Linked DNA regions of Homo sapiens: region 2 is linked to region 1. Evidence: chromatin loops called from intact Hi-C (ENCODE). Cell type or tissue: tibial artery. All regions are shown on one strand. Each heading gives the region's core, and the rest is flanking DNA. Links, peaks and the distances in the headings are about the cores only.

Region 1 (11,594 bases), core at 2,157-10,156:
ACTAACAGCTACTCGGGGTCGGGGGCGGGCAGGCGGGAATTCCTACTTTCGCCATAAATTGTATGCAAATGGGTTCCTTCCCTGGCCGAGAGCCAGGAGTGAGTGCGTCTTTCATGAGCTAACCCTGTTCCGCTGGGAGGGCTGTTCCTTTAATTCGCCAACTGAAAAAGTGGGAAAGGATGTCTGGAGGCGAGGCGTCCCATTACAGAGGAAGGAGCTCGCTATATAAGCCAGCCAAAGTTGGCTGCACCGGCCACAGCCTGCCTACTGTCACCCGCCTCTCCCGCGCGCAGATACACGCCCCCGCCTCCGTGGGCACAAAGGCAGCGCTGCTGGGGAACTCGGGGGAACGCGCACGTGGGAACCGCCGCAGCTCCACACTCCAGGTACTTCTTCCAAGGACCTAGGTCTCTCGCCCATCGGAAAGGTAAGTCTGTTTTGCCCTCATCACTAGAGATCCTTATGATGTAAGGATTGCATTCCTGGTACCAAATGAGTTGTGATTTTATATTATAATTACAAAACATATGGGGTTTTTTTTTCCACCGCTGGAAAAAAAAGGAGTGTGTATTGGTTATATCAGATGCACCTTGACTTTTCTGGTCTTGTAATTTTGTTTGTTTTAACTTTATGAATAGTCAGACTTGGAAGGAACTTTTCGTAAAGTTGTTATCTTCTGCTGTTCTGCAGAGGAAAAGTAAAAATTTTCTCTTCAACTGCTCTCCTACTTCTAGTCTGGCTGATTCACCTGTATATATCTTTTATTTTGAGGGTTAGGGCAGTAGAGTTTTAAGGCAGACTTTGCTCATAGCCTGCCCCTGGGATGGGTTAGAGGGAGTTTGATAGAGGAGTGCAGGGAGAATATAAAAGTTTATATCTAAACAGCACTTACATAAAGTTTACAAAGAGTTTTGTACCCATTCCCTCATTTGGTCCTCAAAATATTCACCCTGGAAATGAGAGCTGGGGGACAGAAGAGAGGAGGTGGCTCCTGGGCCAGATGAATAACTGACAGGCAGCTAGAGAGTGGTGGAGAACAGCTTTACTGGGGTGCCTAGAGCCAGCAGCGTCCCACATGTCTCTAGAATCACCTCCTCCTCCTCACCTCTCATCACAGAAAGATCTGAGCAACAACATCCCCCAGGTATGGGAACCCTGCTGCCCCTGGTGTACTTTGGAAAGAACACAGGGGTTCTTCTCACCCATCAGTGTTGTAAGAGGAATAAGAGCTTAGGTTTGAAGCCAGAGGTGTTTGGTATTCTCCCCACCACCATACATATGACCCTGAGAAAGATACATCACTTCCTTAATCCTCAGTTTTCACATCTCTAAAATGGGGACAATAGCGTCTGCTGTCGTTTTGAGGAGAAAATGAGGTATAGAAAGATCAGCAATGACTGCTTAATAACTGGAAGTTTGGATAATCATTGTCATTGCCAAAAACTGCCATCACTCTGGAAGTTAAAAGAGGCATTGAGCCAGTCTTGGATTGTTTCTTGTGTGTTGTTCCTCAGCCCGCCCCCAGCCCCCGCTTTTTATCTCACCCAATCTGAGGGTGTCTCACTAGGCTGGCAGGTCTGAGACTTGGCTGTATTTTACAAGCAGGAGGTTGTGTTGGCACAGGTTGGAGAAAAGGTAGTAGCCCGGGGCTGGAAGTTAATGTCAAATTTTGATTCCAGAATGTCAGGAGGTTTTGAGTTTAGGCATCTGCAGATTCTAAAGCTGACAGCTATGAAGTACGATGCTGTTGGAAACTCTTTGGAAAAGCTTTCTGTCCGGAGGGAGGGCAGGACAGGGAGCACCACTTGAAGAATGAATGCCTCTTTTTCATGTTTTTGTAGACTTTTTCCCCCATTTTTACAGAGCTTTCCCATATGTGTTTTAGAAAGGAAAACTACTATCCATCCCAGCCAGGCAAGCCCAATTCAGGACTGAAGAAGATTTATTCAGTCCTAGACAACCAAGTGAAGAGTTTCTGGCTTTGTGCGCATACAAGTCATTTGCAGGAGATGTAAGTCAGCGTGCTTTGGCCCTTGCATTTCAGGAAGGTGACTGCTTTGTGGGGAAGAAAAAGGTGCACAATATGAGTATTCTCTGGTTTGCTCAAACAGGGTAAATTGGACAAGGATTGAAAGGGATGTTGCCAAGCTCTACAGTCATTAAATATTTTTTTCCTCTATGCTTTGTTTTAAAAACCTAGCTTCTCTATTTTATCCCACACTAACCTCCTCCTTCCCCACTCTAAGAAGTGACTAACGTTTCAGCCCTCAACTTTGTCATTCATATAATGGAGATGACAAACTATGTCTCACAGGGCTCTTGCAACATTCAAATGAGGTAATATATGGCAAACACTTGGCATAGTACCTTCCACATATTAAGGGTTCAATAAATGGAAACTTTTCTTAGTTTCTCTGTTTATCATTTTACAAGGACTTGTCCAAGATTAATATTCTAAGATCATGATTTTTAAACTTATTTTTAATGATGAAAATATTCATTACATGAATTTAGGGCAAACCCCCAGTATATGACAGGTAAATGCAGGGCTGCTTTGGTTGAAGTGGGGTCACAAGGTCTAAAACTTACACCTTTGCTCTTAGCCTCTGGGACATTGCCACAGAATCTTCAATGACAAAAAGCACATTTACAAATCATGAAACCAGGCTGTGTGCATTCTGGTTGCCATTCTGCCCTTCAACAAGGATTTTTGCCCCTCTGAGTCACCATCTGTAGCAGAAGTAAGAGCAAGTCCACAAATAGTGTAATAGACAGGAATATGAATGAGAAATAAAAGACTTAACAAAGGCTATTTTAATTAATTCTAATGACAATGATAGCCAAAATATATGATGAGCCTACTCTCTAAACTGTAGGCTTTTGTGGGATCATCCACAGCATGTCTCTGAGGTATGGACTATATTTGTTGGACAAAGAGATGGCTTCAAGAACAGGGAGACTGAATAACTTTACCAAGGTCCTAGAACTCAGAGTGATACAGCCAGGTTTCACACCCAGGTCCCCGTGATCACCAAGTCAGAGGTACATTCTGCCGTGTTCCTTCTGAATGCTTCTCTGCTTCTTGCCTGCCTTTAGAAGGAAAACACTTCCTTTCTGACTAAATATGCCCCTCCAGGCAGACTGTGGCCACCCATAAATACAGCAGTAGCCTGATCATATAACCAGAATGGAATTTGGAAAGAGAATTCAAGCTGACAGAATGAAAAACATATCCCCCTTAATCCTACCCTTTCTAATGCTAACAATAAATTAAGAGCACATATTCTCTCCTCTCTCTCTAGATTTCTATAGACACCTAGCTGTGCTTTCTTACAAGAAAACATATCCACTGGACCAAAGCGCAGCCCCCTTCATGCTGAAGCCACTTCAGTTTGAAACGTAAAAAGTAGGTTGCAAACATTTAGTTGGCTCGAAATATATGTCCTTTTGTGATGGTAAAACACACAAACACAAAGTTAATAGTGTCACATATGTAATAGGAGGGTTTGCCAATGGTTTCTCATCTCATTCTCACTCAGACACTACAAATTATAAATTACTAGCTCAATTTTAAAGAAATCGACACTCAAGGAAGTTAGGTGACTCATCTGAGGTCTTTCCGTAATTGAGGGGCAGAGCTGGCTTTGACCCAAGCTTTCTAACTAATACCCCACTGTTCTTTCTGCTGTGCTATATTGCCTTCTGAAGTCAGGCTGTGCTGACCAAGTTTAGAACCTTAAATGGTGTCTTTCAGTGAATGATCAAGATGGTGGAGAAGCCCCCAGCTGGCATTGGTGCCTATTGATTTTACAGAATAGCCCTGCATGTATCATTTTTCATGGTTCTCAGCAAAGGTCAGCTCTCAATGGTGCAACTCTCTGCCTGGAAACAGGAAAGTTCAAATTTCAGCCCTGGAAGAGAGAAGAATGAAACTAGAGGTAGCAGTCAGGTCACTCCTGCTGATTTTCATCTCAGAAAAGTAGGCACACAGGTGAGCCAAACATCTGGTTTTAAAAGGGCTGATTGGTAGGTAAAGTGAAATCGGCCTTGGGGCCATGAATCCCAGGACAGCTTGGAAATGGTTGTAGGCTCCGAGCCACAAATTGAGCCACAAATTCAGCGGAAGCCTCAGAGAGGAAGATTATGATTCAAATACCTCTCACTCTGAGAAGATTGTAGGGAATCCCCTTGAATCTTATCCCGGGCCAGTTTGAACACCTTCAACATGTGGGAAACATTAGATGAAGGCTCCCTTCCAAGGAGGAAAACCCCCCTCAAAGTGTGACATGACCAGCCTCCTGCAAACCCCAGGCCATAATTCCATTCAATGTAAAAGACAGAGATGGTGAACTTACCTACCTTCGGGGGCTATACATGCTTTGTGACTTCTCTGTAAAGGAGAAAAGTCTGCAAACCAACCTGATTCTAATCCTGGTGGCCAGACATTTTTCAGTTATGCCCTTAAGCCTAAACTCCTTTCCCTCCACCTTGTCTCACATTTCCAGCTTCTCTTCCACTTTAGAAACAACCCTGTCACTATCATTACTCTCTTTGGCCCTTCATCATGGAATAAAAGCAAAATGCCCAAGTCAAAAGCAGATCGCGAACGGAAAATCCCTTCCATGTGCATTTTTAGTCTATCTGTGAATGGAGATTTTAAAAATATGTATTTCATGCCACGTCGTCTCAGAATTTTGAAGTTTCCTGAAGTTCATAGGTCCTTCATGATATAGCCATGGTAACTTAAATAGCTTTGTTTGGTCCTTTAACCCTCCTCAAATACCCTATACCAAGAGCCAGAGATATATCATGAGTTCTGAACATAGATAGCTTTGCTTCAGAATTGACCGTTGTTCACCTCTAACCCTAAAGCTGGCTGCTGCTAACTTCGACAAGAATGTGTCTGAAATGTTCTCCTAGGAGAATCCTAGGGGATAATCGTAATAGCTAATATTTACTGAGGACTCTATAGGCATCATGCCATTTAGTCAACCATAGCTTCTAGTAAGTCTTATCACCCACCCTATTCAAATATGCACAATGTAAGGCTGAAAACGTTTAAGTAGCTTACCCAATACCATGCAGAAAGTACTTGGTGGAGTTAAAAATCAAACCCAGTTCCCAGTCCTGAGAGGCTAGTTATAACCATTTCAGTAAGGAAGTCATGCTCAGCTCCCTAATTCTATTCATCTTCTGACAAGAGAGAGGGCTAGACACAGCAAAGCTAAGAAAGACACAAAAGCTTGTCTTTTTGGCCCTGGTGTTCTTTGACAGACTGGTTAATTTTGCTATCTCCAGCTTGCTCCTTCAGGCTTCACCTCTTGAAAAAAACTGTAATTAAATGATTAGCATGTGACCCATAATGTAATACGTTTTCTCTACTAGACTTTAAGCTACATGAGGGCAAAGCCCGATCCACATCACATCCCTGCAACCAGCCTGAGACCTGAAGCATAGACACACATAAGCAAGTGCTGCCCAAGGGAAGCCATGAGTGCCCTGCAGGCTGCCTGGAATCCCCCTGCTCCAGGTTCCAACTGAGCTCTGCACGTCCCCCACTGTCTGTGTCATAATTACCCCTATGATTGCCTTCCCTGCCACACTGGACTGTACACCACTGAGGTCAAGAATGTTAGGGAGGCGGGAGCTTTGTCTGCTGGAGTTCATTTTCCCCAAAAACGGACCCACCATGGGCAGACGCACCATTAGCACAGTCCCCAAAGGAGATGCCCAGGACTGTGGGATGGTCTTGTGAAGGTCGATGCACAGATATTGCAGAGGAATGCTTTAACTTCTAGGTAGGTTACTATTTTCTTAAATCTCCTTAGGGAATACAGAATTTTCAAACTAAAAGGGCTTACGGGCAGCCTCTAAGCCAGAATCTTGCAGACTGGATTTTAAAAAGAATTTAAAAAGATTTGGGGGCTGCTGTGGAGAGACAGGGAGGCCAAGCAGGGGATTCCCCTCAACCTTATTTCAATGAAAGCCCCTCCACTTATCTATTTTGTACACTGAGCCTCCTCATGAAATTTTATTTGATGAAAGGGCTCTGTGCAGAAAAAACAGAATGTTTTTGTAAATTGCTGGCCTAGGTTAGCATACCTCATTTTAAAGAGGGTGAAACTGAGACATAGAGAAGGGAAAGATCTTTCTAAGATCTTCCGCCAGTTGGCAACAGGGTCAGGTTGGAATCCTAGGTCTTCTGACTCTTGCTCTTGGAAGCCAGGGACAATCTTAAAAGTTTCAGAATTAAGACATTCTTTTAGAAAAGAAAAATGAGCAGAGTCTTATTCTCTCAACAGCCTTAACTCACACGGACCGAGCCAAGGATGACTAGTATCTCCGTATTCATTATCTATTACTGCATACCAAATTACTTTAAATCAACACTCATTTATTATCTCATGGTTTCTAGAGGTCTAAGCACAGCTTAGTTGGATTTTCTGCCTCATGGTCTCTCATGAGGTTATTGTCTGTGTTGGACAGGGTTGATGTCTCATCTAAAGGCTGAATTGGGGGATGATTAGCTTCCAAGCTTGTTGATGTGGTTGTTGGCTGGACTCCATTTCTTGAGAGATATTGAACTGAGGGCCTCAGTTCCTTCAAAGCTGTTGGTCCAAGGCTACCCTCAGTTCCTTGCCACATGGGCTTCTCCAACAAGGCCATTTACATTAACAAAGCCAATGAGAAAGAGAGTTACCGGGCATGGTCGCTCACACCTCTTAATCCCAGCACTTTGGGAGCCCGAGGCGGGTGGATCACTTGAGGTTAGGAGTTCGAGACCAGCCTGGCCAATATGCTGAAACCCCGTATCTACTAAAAATACAAAAAAATTAGCCTGGCATGGTGGTGGGCACCTGTAATCCCAGCTACTCAGGAAGCTGAAGCAGGAGAATCACTTGAACTTGGGAGTCGTAGGTTGCAGTGAGCCAAGATCGAGCCATTCCACTCCAGCCTGTGCAACAAGAGCGAGATTCCATCTCAAAAAAAAAAAAAAAAAAAAAAAAAAGAGAGAGAGAGAGAAAGTCTATAAGCAAGAGGCACATCACAATCCTGTGTAACCTAATCATGGAAGGGATATTCCATCACCTTAGTCATATTCTGTTTGTTAGAAGAAAGTCACTGGGCCATCCCACACTCAAGGGGAGGTAATTGCACACGTATGAGAATGCCGGGAGGCAGTATCAATGGGGCCACCTTAGAGTCTGCCTGCCACAGCCTCCAGCACTCCAGTGTCACCAATTTCTGGCAACCTCTTATCAATGACAAGTTCACTCAACCCTTCAGTACCCTCACTGATGAGTAATAAAAAAATTGATCGAGACCATGGTGAAACCCCGTCTCTACTAAAAATACAAAAAATTAGCTGGGTGTGGTGGCGGGCACCTGTAGTCCCAGCTACTCAGGAGGCTGAGGCAGGAGACTGGCGTGAACCTGGGAGGCGGAGCTTGCAGTTAGCCGAGATCACACCACTGCACTCCAGCCTGGGCAACACAGTGAGACTCTGTCTCAAAAAAAAAAAAAAAAAAATTCTGGCAGCCACTAAAGTGGACTAGTTTTTATTTAACATCCTCCCATGTATATAGTGGAGCCAAGTGTTTTGATTAGTTGTTTTAACTCATTGGTTAGCCATAATTTCTCTTGAATTTCACCCCAGGGAGGGGCCTTTCACGGCAATGATTCCAAATGTATTTTATTCTAAAGCAAGACAGTCAGTGTGACCAAAACTAAAACTCATCCATTGTTCCTCCCTCAATCTATTCCTCTCAGCAGATATAATGAATAGTAACATCTTCGATTAATTCTTTTTTCTTTACTAACCCCACACACAAAATGTTGTAGTCTCTACTGCCTTGACAAGCAAATCTGTTCACTGCCTCCCCACTTTCTTGATCACCACCCCCTGCCCCACCTCCATTACCCCTGTAGTTCAGATCTTAGCATCTCACAGATGGGCCACTGCAACAGCTTTCCCACTGGCCCCCAGCAACCCAGCCTTCCCCTTCTTCAACCTGAGACATAGAGGTTAACATTCCTGGGCCTCAAGATTTCCAAATGCTTTTCTTCTGCCTGCAAAAAAGTCCAGATATTCTGACATTCAAGATTCTCCATGATCTTGCTTCTGGTCTCTAAACAGATCCTGTACTTCAGCTGTCATTCATACTGTTCACATCAACCCTTTTATTCTTTTTATATCCTTGTAAATGCCATTCCCTCGTGCCTAGAATATCCTTTTTTATGTTTTTCACCTATTCATATTTTTCTCTCAAAATTCAGTTCAGGCACCACTTCCTCCAGGTAAATTAGATGCCCTTTTACTGTCATCTCATTCTACCTATGTTTCTTTTTTTAAATCTATCATCTCCTTTATCATCCTGGAATGGCCTGTCTGCCCCTCTTGACAATATAGTTCCTAAAAGAAAAAATTGTATCTGGTTTATCTGAAACCTAGCACAACTGGAATAAAGTTAATCTTTAGCAATTAATAGGAGTCCTTGCTGTGTCCCAGATTTGGACATCCTCTTCCTTAGCAGTTTGCTCAGAAAGCCCAGAGCTTGAAGTTGTTTTCACGCTTCACCCACTGGCTTGCAAGTATGCAGTGTGATGACACAACATGTGATAGGAGGAAACCATCCCAGCCCTAGGACAGGAAACTGTCTCAGGACACAGACCTCAAGGAATGTGTTTGCTTTCAGAGGTGGCCTTCAGGATAAAAACACAAATTGCTTTGGATTTGGAAAAACCAGTACCAAGGACAGAGGAGTCCTGTCTGGGGATTTGAGGCTGAGTCACAAGAGATAGCTGAAAATCTGGAGGTTATAACAAAGATTAGTCAACAACTAATAGGAGGAAAGAACAGGCTCAAGGGTGGGATGGAGACAAAGAGCTCTCTATCTTAGGACATGGAGAAGCTCACAGCCCACAAGAAGAAATGAATAATGGTTAAGAGTATGACTTTGGCATAAGAATCCTCTGGGTTTGAGAGGTATTTGCTTGCTATGTGATCTTGGCCAAGTTACTTAGCTTCTTTAAGCTAATTTCTTCTTATCCATATTAAAAGCAAAGTAGTAGCACCTAGTTTAAAGTTTATTGTGATGATTAAATGATGTAGTTCATGAACACTGCTTAGCACAGAAACTGGCATTCAATATAAATGTTTTGTTGTTGTCATTGTTTTGTTACCTGTTGATCAAATAGTTCTTGATGATAAGATCCCACTAGAGAAGCAGTTCCCAAAAGTGTGTCATGTGGAAAAGCATTCTCATGGGAATCACCTAAAAAAGGGTTTTGTGGCCAAATGAGTTTGGGAAACACTTGGTACTCTTCTGTTCTTGGAAATGCACAGCTCATATGTCCATTCAATACATAGTTTTAGGGCTGGTGATACAATAGAAAGCAATACAGTCAAGATCCTTTTATTCATGGTGTTTACATTATGGTGGCATATCTTAGTTTGTACAAGCTGCTACAACAAAATACCATAAACTGAGTGACTTACAAACAACAGAAATTACTTTCTCACAGTTCTGGAGGCTGGGAAGTCCAAGATCAAGATGGCACCTTATATGTCCTCACATGGCAGAAGACATAAGGCAGCTCTATGGGGTCTCTTTTAATAAGGGCACAAATTCTATTTATGAAGCCTCTGCCCTCATGATCTAAGTACCTCCCAAAGACTCTGCCAACTAATATTGTCACACTGGTGATTATGTTCCAATGTGTGGATTTTGAGGGAACACAAACATTCAGACCATAGCAGGGGGAAGGCAGACAATAAAAAGGAATCACATAAACTTATAGCACAATTTCAGGTAGTGATATTTGCTAAGAAGAAAGACAAAACAAGGTAAGGGCATAAACAATGACTGGTGGTGAGAGGAGTGCTCTTTTAGATGGGGTGAGAGGTGAATGTGCCATTGTGCAGATGTCTGAATGAAATGAGAGAAGGAGCTCTGTAGGCAATGGCTAGGAGTTTGAATTTCATTCTGAGTGTGGTTAGAAGCCAATGGATGGTTCAGGGAAGTAGAGTGCATCATCTGAGATATCTTGCTGTAATTAATCTGTTCAACTTTCGTTAGCCCAGTATCTCCAAACATACCTGACCATAGGACATCTACCTAAAAACATCTTGCAACGTAGTCTGGGAAATTCTTCACTGGAGCACAAGGCTTCATAGATTTTAAAGGGACTGCAAATTTGCTCTTGTTCATCTAGATCTGCACTAAAAATCCAAACATACTGCTTGGGACAAAATAGGCATGCCCAGGAAGGAAAACCTAGCTCTAGAGGTAGAGACAAGCAGGATGTCATCCTAATTAGCAGCTCTTTTTGGCAAAGACAATCAATGAGCACAGCCAGGCCTCAGCAGATTCTGGAAGCCCATTTGATGCCAACGGAAACTCGCCAATATCTACCCAAGGCTAATAAGTGTTTGCAAACAGTACACCTTGGCTTAAGTATTCTCCAAAAAGGAAGTACATAAAACTTGAGATCCAGCCAGAGGTTCTGGGAGAAAAACAGAGGTCAAATATTTTGGTGCTTACATGTGCACAGCCACCAAAGAGCTGCTGAAGGTCTAGGAAATGGAAAGTGAGTTCATCCACTTGAATGCTGATCTCTTTCTTTATGGAGCAGTAAAAATTTAAGTTTTTACCTTATCTGAACTAAGAAAATTCCTTTAGGAGTCAGCCCAGTGTAGCTCAATGTAGTTGAAAGCAGACATTTTAGAACCACAAATAAATCAGGATTCAAAAGCTGGCTCTGCCTCTTAAGCCAGTCATGGAAACTCCCTGAGTCTCAAATTAATTTTCAAATAAGCATAATAATACCTAACTCACCAGGTTGTCATGACAAATGACAAGATAAATGATAGCATGAATAAAAAGCATTTAGTGTAAGATTTGGCATAAAAATGTATATAATAGGCACTCAACAAAATGTTAGTTTCCTTATTGTTCAATTCAATCTGTATTTAGTTTCATAATAGAAGCTGTCATTTATTGAATAACTACTATATTCCAGCAGAGGTTAGCAAACCATAGGGTGGCAGCCTATTTTTGTAAATAAAGTTTTATTGGAACACAGCCATGCTCATTTGTTTGTGTATTATCTATAGCTGCTGCCTCTACAATAGCAGAGTTGAATAGTTGTGACTGAAATCATCTAACTGCAAAGCTTTACATATTTTCTATTTGGTCATTTAAGGAAATGTTTACTGATCCCTTCCAGTCAACCTTACTAAATTTTTATACTTACTTTCCAGTCACCTTAACCTAACAAGGTGGATATTATCATACTTGTGTATATAGAGATTGAAGCAGAAAAAAAAAATCATCTAGTAAGTTCCCCTCCAAAAACATAATGCCAAACTCTATACCTAAAAGAAGTTCAGAATAATGATTAAAAGTTATTCATTTGTATGATTCATCTTCATTTGCCTCTGCCTTCCTCTGACTAGTATTTCTCTCTGGCTAATTTCTTGAATTTCCTGCCATATGCTGAATTAAATGATCCTATTTAGAAGGAATTTTCCCTCCTTTCCTTACTTATACAAATAAGTTGTTTGTTCATAGAAGTCCATGCTTTCAAAACTG
Region 2 (11,594 bases), core at 1,250-9,249, 340 kb before region 1:
TCTACTTTGGGTAATTATCAAACAGCATCACATGCTACAGAGAAATCTTTCAGGAAAGGAAGTCAATCAATACAGCAAACTTCACTGTTGTCTTATTTTTTTTTCTAATTGCCACAACCACCCTAATCTTCAGCAACAATCACTCTGATCCCAGTTAGCAGTCATCAACATTGAGGCAAGACCCTCCACTAGCAAAAAGATTACAATTCACTGAAGGCTCAGATGATTGTTAGCATTGTTTAGTAATAAAGTATTTTAATTAAGGTATGCACATTTTTAGACACAGTGCTATTGCATACTTAATACACTATAGTATAATGGAATCATAATTTTTATATGCACCGGCAAACTAAAAAAAATGTGGGCCGCGTGCAGTGGCTCACGCCTGTAATCCCAACACTTTGGGAGGCCGAGGCAAGTGGATCACCTGAGGTCGGGAGCTCGAGACCAGACTGACCAACATGGAGAAACCCTGTCTCTACTAAAAATACAAAATTAGCCGGGTGTGGTGGCACATGCCTATAATCCCAGCTACTAGGGAGGCTGAGGCAGGAGAATGGCTTGAACCTGGGAGGTGGAAGTTGCGGTGAGCCGAGATCATGCCATTGCACTCCAGCCTGGGCAACAAGAGTGAAACTCCGTCTCAAAAAAAAAAAAAAGGAAAAAAAAATGTGTCACTTGCTTACTTGTGATATTTCCTTTGTTGCCCTAGTTTGGAATTGAAGCCACAATATCTCAGAGGTATGACTGTATACAAAGAATATCATATTATTTCTAGAGGTAATAAGCGTTCAATATGATGATTTAAAATTATTTATAAAGGACTTTCACCTTCAGAAAGATTGAGTAGATCTACCTTTCTCCTAGTAAGTGCAACTAAAACCTGTAGATACTATATATATAAACACACAAAAGAAGACTCAGAAGGTTGAGGAGAGGAAGGCATGCCATCTAGGGACCTTGTGACCTGAGGAACAATGAGACAGTGAGTCTGTGGGTTTCTTTTTGCCTCATGTGTTCAAGACTGGGAGTCAAAGAAGCCAGTAACCTAAAAATGCTAATAGACATAGACATTAGCATTAGCGTAGACCAAAATCTCCAACAAAAGCTTTTTGGTTTTCCTCTCTAGCAAAAGACCAGGAAAGGAACAGTCAGGCCGGACATAAAGACAGATTTTAGGCAACCATCAATCTACCATGGACAAATGCATCAGAAACTGTGACCAATCCATACTTGCACGAGTAAATGCCAGGTGAGGAGCAGCCTAAACATTCATCCTCACAAGGCTGTAATACAGCACCCCCAATACCCAAGACTGGCGTGATTTAAGAGAAGACCAAGTTAGGACCAATGATTTCAATTCCTCTAGCCAGTAATGGGCCATCCTGCTGGTGTCATTAGAGACCACATAAAATTTCTGAACTTCTACCCCAACTCCCCATTTCCCTTCACACTGGGACAGTGTCAGGGCAGACCTCGTGAAGATTCAGGACTTTCACCATCATCTAAAGTAATAAAGCCACACCTTCTGTAGCAGTAGTGGAGATCCCGTAGGAAGCCAGACTCCTTCCAGCAATAGCAATGAGCCTCCCTTCCTTCAGTGTCAATGAAAATCAAGTAGAGAACCTGGATTTTACCATCACCAGACAAGATGGTCTTCTCCCTGCCCCTGGCAGGACAATGTCAGAGAAAACCAGTCTTATTTAAATGGTAGGTTTAAATAAGATCCAGATTTTTACAAAACAATCTCCTTGTTTAATTTAAAACCACTCATCATGTCAAGGATTAGGATGATCTCAAACAGAACAAAAAAAGACAATAAATAATAAAACTAAGATAACAGAGATGTTAGTATCAGCTGACAAAGATTTTAAAGCAGCATAAAGAGAGGTAAGCTTTCTATACCTTACTCCACCTAGTAAAATGATGGCAACAGTAGACTGCAATAACTTCTGTATAAATGATGTAATATATTACCTAGAGGAACCACAAAAGATACACTCTTAAAAATATTAAAGGTATATCAAATTGTAATTCTAAGAAATGTTCAGTAACCCATGGGAAGGCTGGGGAAAGAAATTGGAAAAATGAAAAACATTACAAGCGAAACCAAAAGATCAAATCAAATCAAGTAGCAGACTTAAGGTCTAACATAGCAATATTACATCAAATGTAAATTATTTAAGTACAACAATTAAAATACAAATATTGGCAGAGTTGCTTTAAAAAATATGACCCAGTCATTTGCTATATATAAAAAACTCCAAATATTAGGGGTTTATGCAAAAGTAATTGTGGTTTTTGCCATTAAACTAATGGCAAAATACAGGAAGGTTAAAAGTAGAAAGATGAAAACAATATATCATGTGAATTTTTATTGAAGGAAAACAAAAATAGCTATGTTAATGTAAGATAAAATAGACTTCAGAGCAAAGAAAATCATCAGAGACAGAAAACAGCATTACACAATGAAAAAGGGTCAATCTATCAAGATGATATACCAGACCTAAGTGTGTATGCATCAAATAACAGAGCTGAAAAATATATGAAACAAAAACTGATGGAGAATTAAATAACTGTACATTCATAGTTGGAGACTTCAACACACCTTTTTCAATAATTGATAGAACAACTAGACAGAAAATCAAAAATAATATGGAAAAATTAACATCATCAAACAATAGGATTTAATAAACATTCAAAGAACACTTTACTCAACAATAGCAGTATACACATTTTTTTTTCAAGCATCAGATCATATGTCAAGATATACCATCTCCTAGGACAAAAAAGAAACCTCAAAAAATTTAAAAGAATTTAAAGTAATCCAATGTGCTCTGACCACAATGAAATCAAACTGTAAATAAATAACCAAAAGATAAGAGGAAAATCTTTGAATACGTGGAAACTGAACAACATCCATCTAAATAGTCCATGGGTCAAATATAACATCTCACAGGAATAAAGAAAATACATTGAACTGAATGAAAATGAAATGCAACATATTAAAATGTGTGGAACATAGCTAAAGCAGGGCTGAGAAGAAAATTTATACCATTAAGTATGTACATCAGAAAAGAGAAAAAGTCAAAATAAGCCCAAAGCAAGCAAAAAAAAAAAAAAAAAAAAAAGAAAGGAAAAGATAAGAACAGAAATTAATGAAATAGAAAATAGAAAAACAATATGGAAAATCAATTAAATGAAAATTTAATTTAATAGTTCTTTGGAAAGACCAATAAAACTGACAACCCTCTAGTGATATTGGCAAAGAAAAAATTAAAGAAGATGCAAACTACAAAGCTCATGAACAAATTAGGAGATATTACTACAGAACCTGTAGACACAAAAAACATAATGAAGGAAGGCTCCAAACAAAGCTAGACACATAAATCTGACAACTTAGGCAACATGCAACACTTCATTGAAAAACACAAATTGCTATTCAAAATAAAACAGGTAATTTGTAGAGTCCTATAGCTATTCAGAAAATCAATTTTATAATTTAAAAGCTGCTTAAAGAGAAATCTCTAGGCCCATTTGGTTTCACTGGAGAATTCTCCCAAACATTTAAGGGAAAAATAACACAAATTCTACATAACTTCTTCAAGAAAATAAAAGGAAGGAATACTTACAGTTCATTTTATGTAGCTACCATTGCCCTCAATGGGGAAATATAGTTTTTTCAACAAACTGTGCAGAGTGCTTGGACATCCATGAGCAATAAAAAATAAGTAAATAAAAGTACCTTGACCTAAGTCTTACATCTTCTACAAAAATTAGCTCAAAATGGATTATGAACTTACATGTAAAACATACAACTATAAAACAATTTCTTTAAATAGGAGAAAATCTTCACAATTCAATGTAATCCACCATTCAAATAGCCTGATGAAGCAAAATCACATGAATATATCAATCAATGCAGAAAATATACTTGAGAAAACTCAGCATCCATTCATGGTTAAAAAAAAAAAAAAAAGTCGGAAAAATAGGAAAGGAGAACTTCCCAAACTTAATAAAAAGCATTTAGCAAAAACAAAGAAATACCCTATAGTTAAGACTATACTTAACGGAGAAAGACTGAAGGCTTTATTTCTTAGTTCAGAAACAAGAGAAGAGTCCTTGCTGTCATAATGCTGGGAATTCTCTTCAATATAATGAGGGAGGAAAGTGAAATAAAAGACATACAGATAAAAAAGAAAAAGGTAGACCAGGAGATACGTATTTGCAAACCACATATGTGACAAAATATCTAAAGTATATTAAGGATTCTTAAAATTCAGCATTATAAAATGTAAACAATCCAGTTAGAACAAAGGCAAAATACATCAAGAGACCTCAAAGTAAAAGATATATAGATGGCAAATAAACACATGAAAAACAAAATCAACATTATTAGCAATTAGGGAAATGGAAATTAAAACCACAATGCAATATCACCACACATCTATTAGAGGGCTGAAATAAAAAGTGGTAACAATACCATATGCTGTCTAAAATGTGAAGAAACTGAATCATTCAGACATTGCTGTTGAGAATGTAAAATGATACAGCTACTATGGAGAACAGTTTGGCAGTTGTTTGCTTTTGTTGTTGTCATTGTTGTTTTTAATTTCAGCTTTTATTTTAGATACAGAGGGTTCATGTGTAAGATTGTGACATGGGTATTTTGGACCCAGGTAGTGAGCCTGGTACCCAATAGGTAGTTTTTCAACCCATGCCCCGTCCCTTTTACCCCCACTAGTAGTCTGTAGTGTCTATTGTTCCTATGTTTATGCCCATGTGTGATCAATGTTTAGCTTCCACTTATAAGTTAGAACATGCCGTATTTGGTTCTATTCCTGTGTTAATTCATTTAGGATTATTGTCTTCAGCTCCAAACATGTTGCTGCAAGACATGATTTTATTCTTTTTTATGGCTGCATCGTATTCCATGGTGTATATGTATGACATTTCTTTATTCAATCCACCATTGATGGGTAGTTTCTTAAAACTAACATTCAACTACCACATGATACTGCCATTGCATTCTTGGGCATTTAACCCAGAGAAATGAAGATTTATATTCAAACAAAAACCCATACACTAATGTTTATAGCAGCTTTATTCATAACAACCTAAAACTAGAAAAAAAAAAAAGCTCAAACATCCTTTAGCAGGTAAGTGATTAAACAAATTGTGATACATCCATACCATGGGATAGTACTCAACAATAATAATGAACAAACTACTAATATATGCAACTATCTGAATGCTCTTATGTCAAGTAAAAAATCCAAATGCAAAAGATTACATATTGTATTATTCTGTTCACATAACTTTCTTGAAATGACAAAATTATAAAAATAGAGAATAGATTACTAGTTACCAGGGGTTAAGAAAGGAATAGGGGCTGGAGAGAAGTGGTTGTGGCTATAAAAGGTCAACTTCAGGGATCCTAGGGGTTACAGAAATGTTCTGTAGCTTTGCTGTATGAACATTAATATCTTGGTTGTGATACTGTCCTATAGACTTGCAAGATATTATCATTGGGGGAAACTGAGTAAACAGTACATAGATATCTCTATAATGTCCTACAACTGCATATGAAAACTATAATTATCTCAAAATTTAAAAACTAATTAAATTGTATTGCTAAGAATGAAGCACATCATCGGTCCTTAAAAATTTATAATCTGTAGGTGACATATGTTTTATATTAACTTGAACAGGTGTTTCCCACTGTGATCTGGAGTGTGTTTGTAGCTGTTATGTAACAGAAGGAATTTGTCATCACGGACATTTGGGAAATGCTGGCTTAAACAGTTTTCTTTTTCAGGAATTCTCAGAACCTTTATTATGCTTACCTGTGTCATGGTTCTGTAATTGGCAGAATAAACATCATTGTTCCTAATTTTTTCATTATGAAAACTTCTCCCCTTCCCACTTCTCCCCAAAACACATGCCCAACTCACCAGAGAAACATTTATGAGACCAATGTCTCATGGAATTCACTTAAAAAGGCCAGTATCTCAGGCCGGGCGCGGTGGTTCATGCATGTATTCCCAGCACTTCAGGAGGCCAAGGGGGGGTGGTTCACCTGAGGTCAGGAGTTCAAGACCAGCCTGGCCAACTTGGAGAAACCCCCATCTCTACTAAAAATACAAAAATTAGCCGGACTTGGTGATGCGCGCCTGTAATCCCAGAGACTCAGGAGGCTGAGGTGGGAGAATCGCTTGCAACTGGGAGGCGGAGGTTACTGTGAGCCAAGATCACGCCACTGCACTCCAGCCTGGATGACAGAGTAAGACTCCATCTCAATTAAAAAAAAAAAAAGAAAAAAAGAAAAAAATGCCAGTATCTCTAGAATATGCTATTTACTACTCTGGCTTAATCATGCAAGTTAAGTAAATTCTAAGCAGAAGCAGTAACTTATCAGAAGGCAAAAAGTGTAAAATAGTAAAGATCTCTGGACAATTAACATTTAGGACATGGGAATGTGCACAGGGCTTGTAGGAGGCAGATCTGAGATCTGGAGGGATGTCAAGTGGTCAGATCCTGAAGAAACTTGACTGTGAATCCAGGAAATTGAACTTTGTTCCAGAAGCCATAGAGTCTCTACCCTGGCCCACCCTTTTATTCTACAAACGAGGACACAGGAGAATAAACCGAATAAACCAATTTAACTATGGCTGTCCAGTTTTGACTTTAAGAATTCTAAAAATGTGAGTAGAATTTACAGACTATGACATTAGCCTTTGACTTCAGTGATTACAAAGCACTTATGGATAAACTTAAAATCAAAACATCTCTGTGTATATTCACATTATCCTGAGTCTTGGCCCAGTGGTTGCAAAGTCATTCTTCAAGTCTCCTTATCATGCAGACGGGGCAACAATCCCAGAAAAAACAGACACAAGATAGAATTCAGGTCTCTATCTCCAGCATGAATCTCTTTGCATTCTCTGTTCTGTCTTCTAAAGGGGTCTTTCAGCCTCACTCAAACATAACCTAGAGGAATATAAACTTGCACCTTTAGCTTCTGAGAAAGGGGACAGCCCTGGGATTAATTAAAATCCTACACACTGATTAAAACACTCTAGCACCTCAGGATCAGTTATGAAAGCTTTTCATCATGCAACCTCAGTAAAAAAAAAAAAAAACTCAGTAAACAGCTCCCATTTCCAACCTGTATTTTGAGAACAAAAGATATCTGTCAGGAGGGAGGAAGGATGGGGGCTGGCCACGAGGATTGTTTTTCTGTGGCTGCAGTAGAAAATAGTCTGGTTTGAATTGTTGTAAAGTAGAAAAACAAATGGCATGTAGCTGTGCATTTTAACTCACAATATCAGTTTGAAAAAAAAAAAAAGTTGTTTTCTCCCATGACTCAATGGAGCGTTGCATTTGGCAGCTGGACCCCATTACTGGCATCCCCACAAAGGAAATGTCAGATCAGGCATTATTTACAATCTCAAGTTTACTTTTTCACTGAAGCCTTTCATGGCCCTGTCCACATTTCAAGTGACGGGGCTTCAAACCAAAGTCATTTACACTCCATCTCATCACATGCAAACTTTCACTTCTTAACATCTTTAATACCAGAGCCGATAAGTCTTCTCAACCAAAATTGTACTTAGAGAACTGAGGGTTCTGTTAATGTATTCCCTGGCAATGAACAATGTGCATGGGCTAATATTATTTATTCAATGTTATTATAAATGTTTGAAAAACAAACAGGAGTTATTGCAAACTGGTTCCAGCCACATAACTGGCGCCAGATGATTTTAAGCAAGTTAGAAGGATACATACACATTACATGCCATGGAACTCCTGTGTCTGCACGGGAGACCATCTGAACTTGCTAAGTCTGAAAGTTTCCATTGCTTTGTTTTTATCTAAGTTTGACCACTTTGAACAATGAGACATATTTGCCAGCTTTTAATAGAAGAGCTAAGATACATAAGGCTGTGTCTTTATGAGAATGTCAGAATCAGATTTTCTTGAATGTCACTCCTTTCTTCAAGCTATTCTAAATTTCACTTAGCCCATATAACATGCAGAAAAACATAACTATGTAACTAGAAACACCTAAGTTCAAGTCCTTACTTATAGCAGTGGTTTATATTTAGGCAGGTTACCTTAACCTCTTTCAGCTATTTCCTTGGTTGTAAAATGAAGATAAGGATGTCTATTTTGGGGAATTGTTGTGAAGATGATGAGATTGTATTTGCTAACTTCTGGTTTTACAGAGGATTATAGAGGATACTCAGTAATATCCAGTCTCTTTCTATACAAATTACCCTAACGGAAACTCTGTCGGAGACATTTTGTATATAATTTTCCTTTTATCACATTTGTTTGTGTACATTATTTAGGTAGTACACTATGTGCCTCTTCAAGACAAGTGGTTCCTTTTGGTAAATGATGTAGTAGATATAAATGTGGTTCTTTCTTGCTTCAAACACAATGACTTGCATATTGTAGAAACTCAACTAATGGTAGTCAGTAATTGAAGCAATTGAGCCATCCCATTCTCTCCTTTCATTATCTTAAATAAAACATACTAGATATTTCCTGGTTCTTTTCCACAGTCTTGGATTCTCTGCTGGTTCTGTAGAAAGTACTCAATAGATCTCAGTAAATCTTTTTGTGTGTGATTTTTTTTGTTTTTTGTTTTTTTGTTTTTGTTTGTTTGTTTGTTTTTGAGATGGAGTTTTGCTCTTGCTCTTGTTGCCCAGGCTGGAGTGCAATGGCGTGATCTCGGCTCACTGCAACCTCCACCAAGCGATTCTCCTGCATCAGCCCCCCGAGTAGCTGGGATTACAGGCATACGCCACCATGCCCGGCTAATTTTGTATTTTTAGTAGAGACAGGGTTTCTCCACGTTGGTCAGGCTGGTCTCAAACTCCTCACCTCAGGTTATCTGCCCGCCTTGGCCTCCCAAAGTGCTGGGATTACAGGCGTGAGCCATCGCGCCCGACCTAAATCACTTTATTTAATGAACTGTTGGAAAATCCCTGGGAAGCCACAAAGCTAGTCATGCTCAAGTACTGTATCTTTGAGAACCACTTGGACATATCACTTTAATTTCTCCTGGCTACATATGTACCCATTTTGTGTTGCGTTAATTTTATAGGTTGGCAGACAGGCCAAAAGACACACTCAGAGCCACAAGAAAACCATCTTCATATGGCCTGCCATGCTCTTCATGACTATTCTTCCTATGGCCTCACTTCCCACCAAAGCTCACTCCACCTGCCCTGTATTCCAGCCGTATTGCTGTCATCTGCATCTATGACCTAGGAATTCCAGTTGCTGCAGTGTCCTTGCTCTCATGCTTTGTTGGCCAAACTGCCCTACTGCTCCTGCAAAACACAACATAAATTGCACTTGTTTTGTGAAATAATCTTGCAAATTTCTAGGCAGAATTAGACGGCTCCTCTCTCCACTCATTATGGTCCCCACATCAAACTTCACAGCACTTGTCCCGTAGCTTCATAACCTGATCTTTGTTTAAATTGTGAGATCCTTAGGGCCTAGCAGTGATTGCCATGTAGAAGATGCTTGGTAAGGATTTTCCAAATTTAGTGAAGAAGCATAGGAAGGTGTCTATGAAGAGGAGGAAAGAGAAATTGGCTCAATAAGAAAAATAACTTGTAAGCAAAAGACATATTTAAAGACAAAATAATTTCCCAAATGCCTTTATTCTATACATCGCTTCTTTGCTAGTGGGAAATAATGATATAAATATATACTATTTACCAGAAGATAAACTCCATGCATAAGAAAAAAAATTCTTCAACTTTACTGACTAGCAAATTTTATATTTTGAAATCTAAATCTCCTTTTTCCAGAAAAGCTTTCCAGTCTGCTTGTAAATATTTTAACCATAGAAGAGTAAAAATCAGAGAGCCAAAAAAAAATTATGCAAAGGTATCTATCAGAAAAAAAAGAGACAGTTTGTGTCTGCAATTTGCTTTTACTTCTGTACATGTTTCAAGAAAATCTCAAAACCACCCAAAGAGATCCCAAATCTCAGATTTAGTCCACATTTCCTAATTGTTCAATCATATTGTAATTCCCCAGTTCCTAGTGCTAGTAATTGTCTAATGGTCTGAGGAAACACACACACACAAGCGCACACACACACACACACACACATACACACAGTCTTTTTCTTGAATCATCTTCGGCTTAGAGCACAGTAGCCATGAGGGTAACACTTTTTTCCTGTCTGACATTTCAGTTCTGAACTTTAGACATCTGATTGCAGTTGGATTAAGTTTAAACATGATGTCAGGTTTTCCACTACTTCATGAGCAAAACATGTTTCTCCTGAGTTTAAATAAGTCTAATTGTGCTTACTCTTGTGTTAATTTGGGAAATCCCTAGATTCTTTTGGAGGGAGGCAAATAGCAGTGTCCTACCATACATGATAAGGGGAGGGGAGCACTGAGTGATATGTGTCAGCCAGCAGCCACGCTGCTTCATAAGTAAACTAAGATACGCTTGGGTAGGAAAAGCTGAACTGGAGATTTTATGAATGCTACAGAGAGCATTTCTGGTGGAAGTATGAAAGGATGGTCATTTCAGTAGACCCTGTATTCTTAGTGCTTAAAACGTTGCATATAGTAATTGCTCAATAAATATGTGTTGAATAAAATAAATGGATAAGTGATACTGCCTTGCCATATAAAGATTAGTATATATGGATGGCAGGAACTTCAAGAAAAGAAAATCTTTGCAGAGTGATGCAAACTCTTCTTTACTTTTTTTCATCAACAATGTTTTTGAGGAGTACAAAGATGAACTATATTTCTTCTCCCATAGCAGGAAACAACCTCAGGACTGCTGAAAAGGACTTAGTCCAAATATCATTATCCTCATCACCCTTTTGTCTCTGTCCTCATAAACACAGCCATCACCACACCAGCCACAATAAATAGCTCTGTGACCTTGGGCAACTTCATTAAAATCACTGAACCTTAGTTTTATTTCTGTACGTGAAAAGATAGGGTTTGTCCTCTCTTAGCACCATTTATTCCTCCACATCTTCTCTCTAGTTGTGGAAATTTTTTAAGTTAATAAAATATCAGTGTTCTACTATGAGAGGTTATTAATACAGCATTATAAAGTTTAATTTATTTTGTTGGTGAAGCAGTCTAAAGAAGTGAGAATCCAGACTACAGTTGACTAGACAGACTGAAAACAAATTGTAGTGATAAAATTTTTTGAGATTCCAGATAAGAAAAGATAAGAAGAATAAAGAGAAAATACAAAGAAAGTGTGATTTCTGAATGTTCAATTCAGCTTGATTTCTAAAGGAAACAAAGGAAATAAAGATGAACTATGGGGAAGATTGAATAACTATGGCATATTGAGTTACTTTTGATTGGTCATAAATAACATGGGATTCTTCCCATTACAGAGCAATCCAGATGTTTCCTGGAAGCATAAGGGAAGAGTTTTATACAAAATGGAGAAAAGAGTACAAACTTTCTGTGGTAGAAATTACTAACACTGACCACAGCTAGTCTTCTCCTTCCTAAGATTGTGAGAAGACTTTCCAGATTTCCTCACAGCTAGGCTGAGGTCATGTGACTATTTCTGGCCAA

The links. Hi-C counts contacts between places; a loop is a spot of excess contacts. Peaks named below come from ENCODE experiments on the same cell type or tissue, not always from the same donor. Only the 100,000 strongest peaks of a DNase experiment are listed, where the experiment ranks them.
Region 2: it touches region 1 in a loop (7-fold over the local background); 1 of 110 quality-filtered maps calls a loop at or near these places.

What each region holds. Positions count from the first base shown.
Region 1 is chr9:115,106,815-115,118,408 of GRCh38, reverse strand. TNC (tenascin C) reads left to right here and starts at 252. Exons shown (of 28, transcript NM_002160.4): 1 at 252-427. It overlaps LOC124902255 (a long non-coding RNA gene), which reads right to left. Exons shown (of 3, transcript XR_007061746.1): 2 at 6,858-6,980. RefSeq lists an enhancer at 3,297-4,496. In tibial artery, for the core only: no CTCF peak of the experiment used is centred there; no DNase peak of the experiment used is centred there; H3K4me3 peaks cover 2,653 bases; H3K27ac peaks cover 5,170 bases.
Region 2 is chr9:115,440,950-115,452,543 of GRCh38, reverse strand. No RefSeq gene overlaps it. Among named protein-coding and RNA genes, the nearest start is that of DELEC1, 300 kb to the right of the region's middle. In tibial artery, for the core only: no CTCF peak of the experiment used is centred there; no DNase peak of the experiment used is centred there; H3K27ac peaks cover 3,464 bases.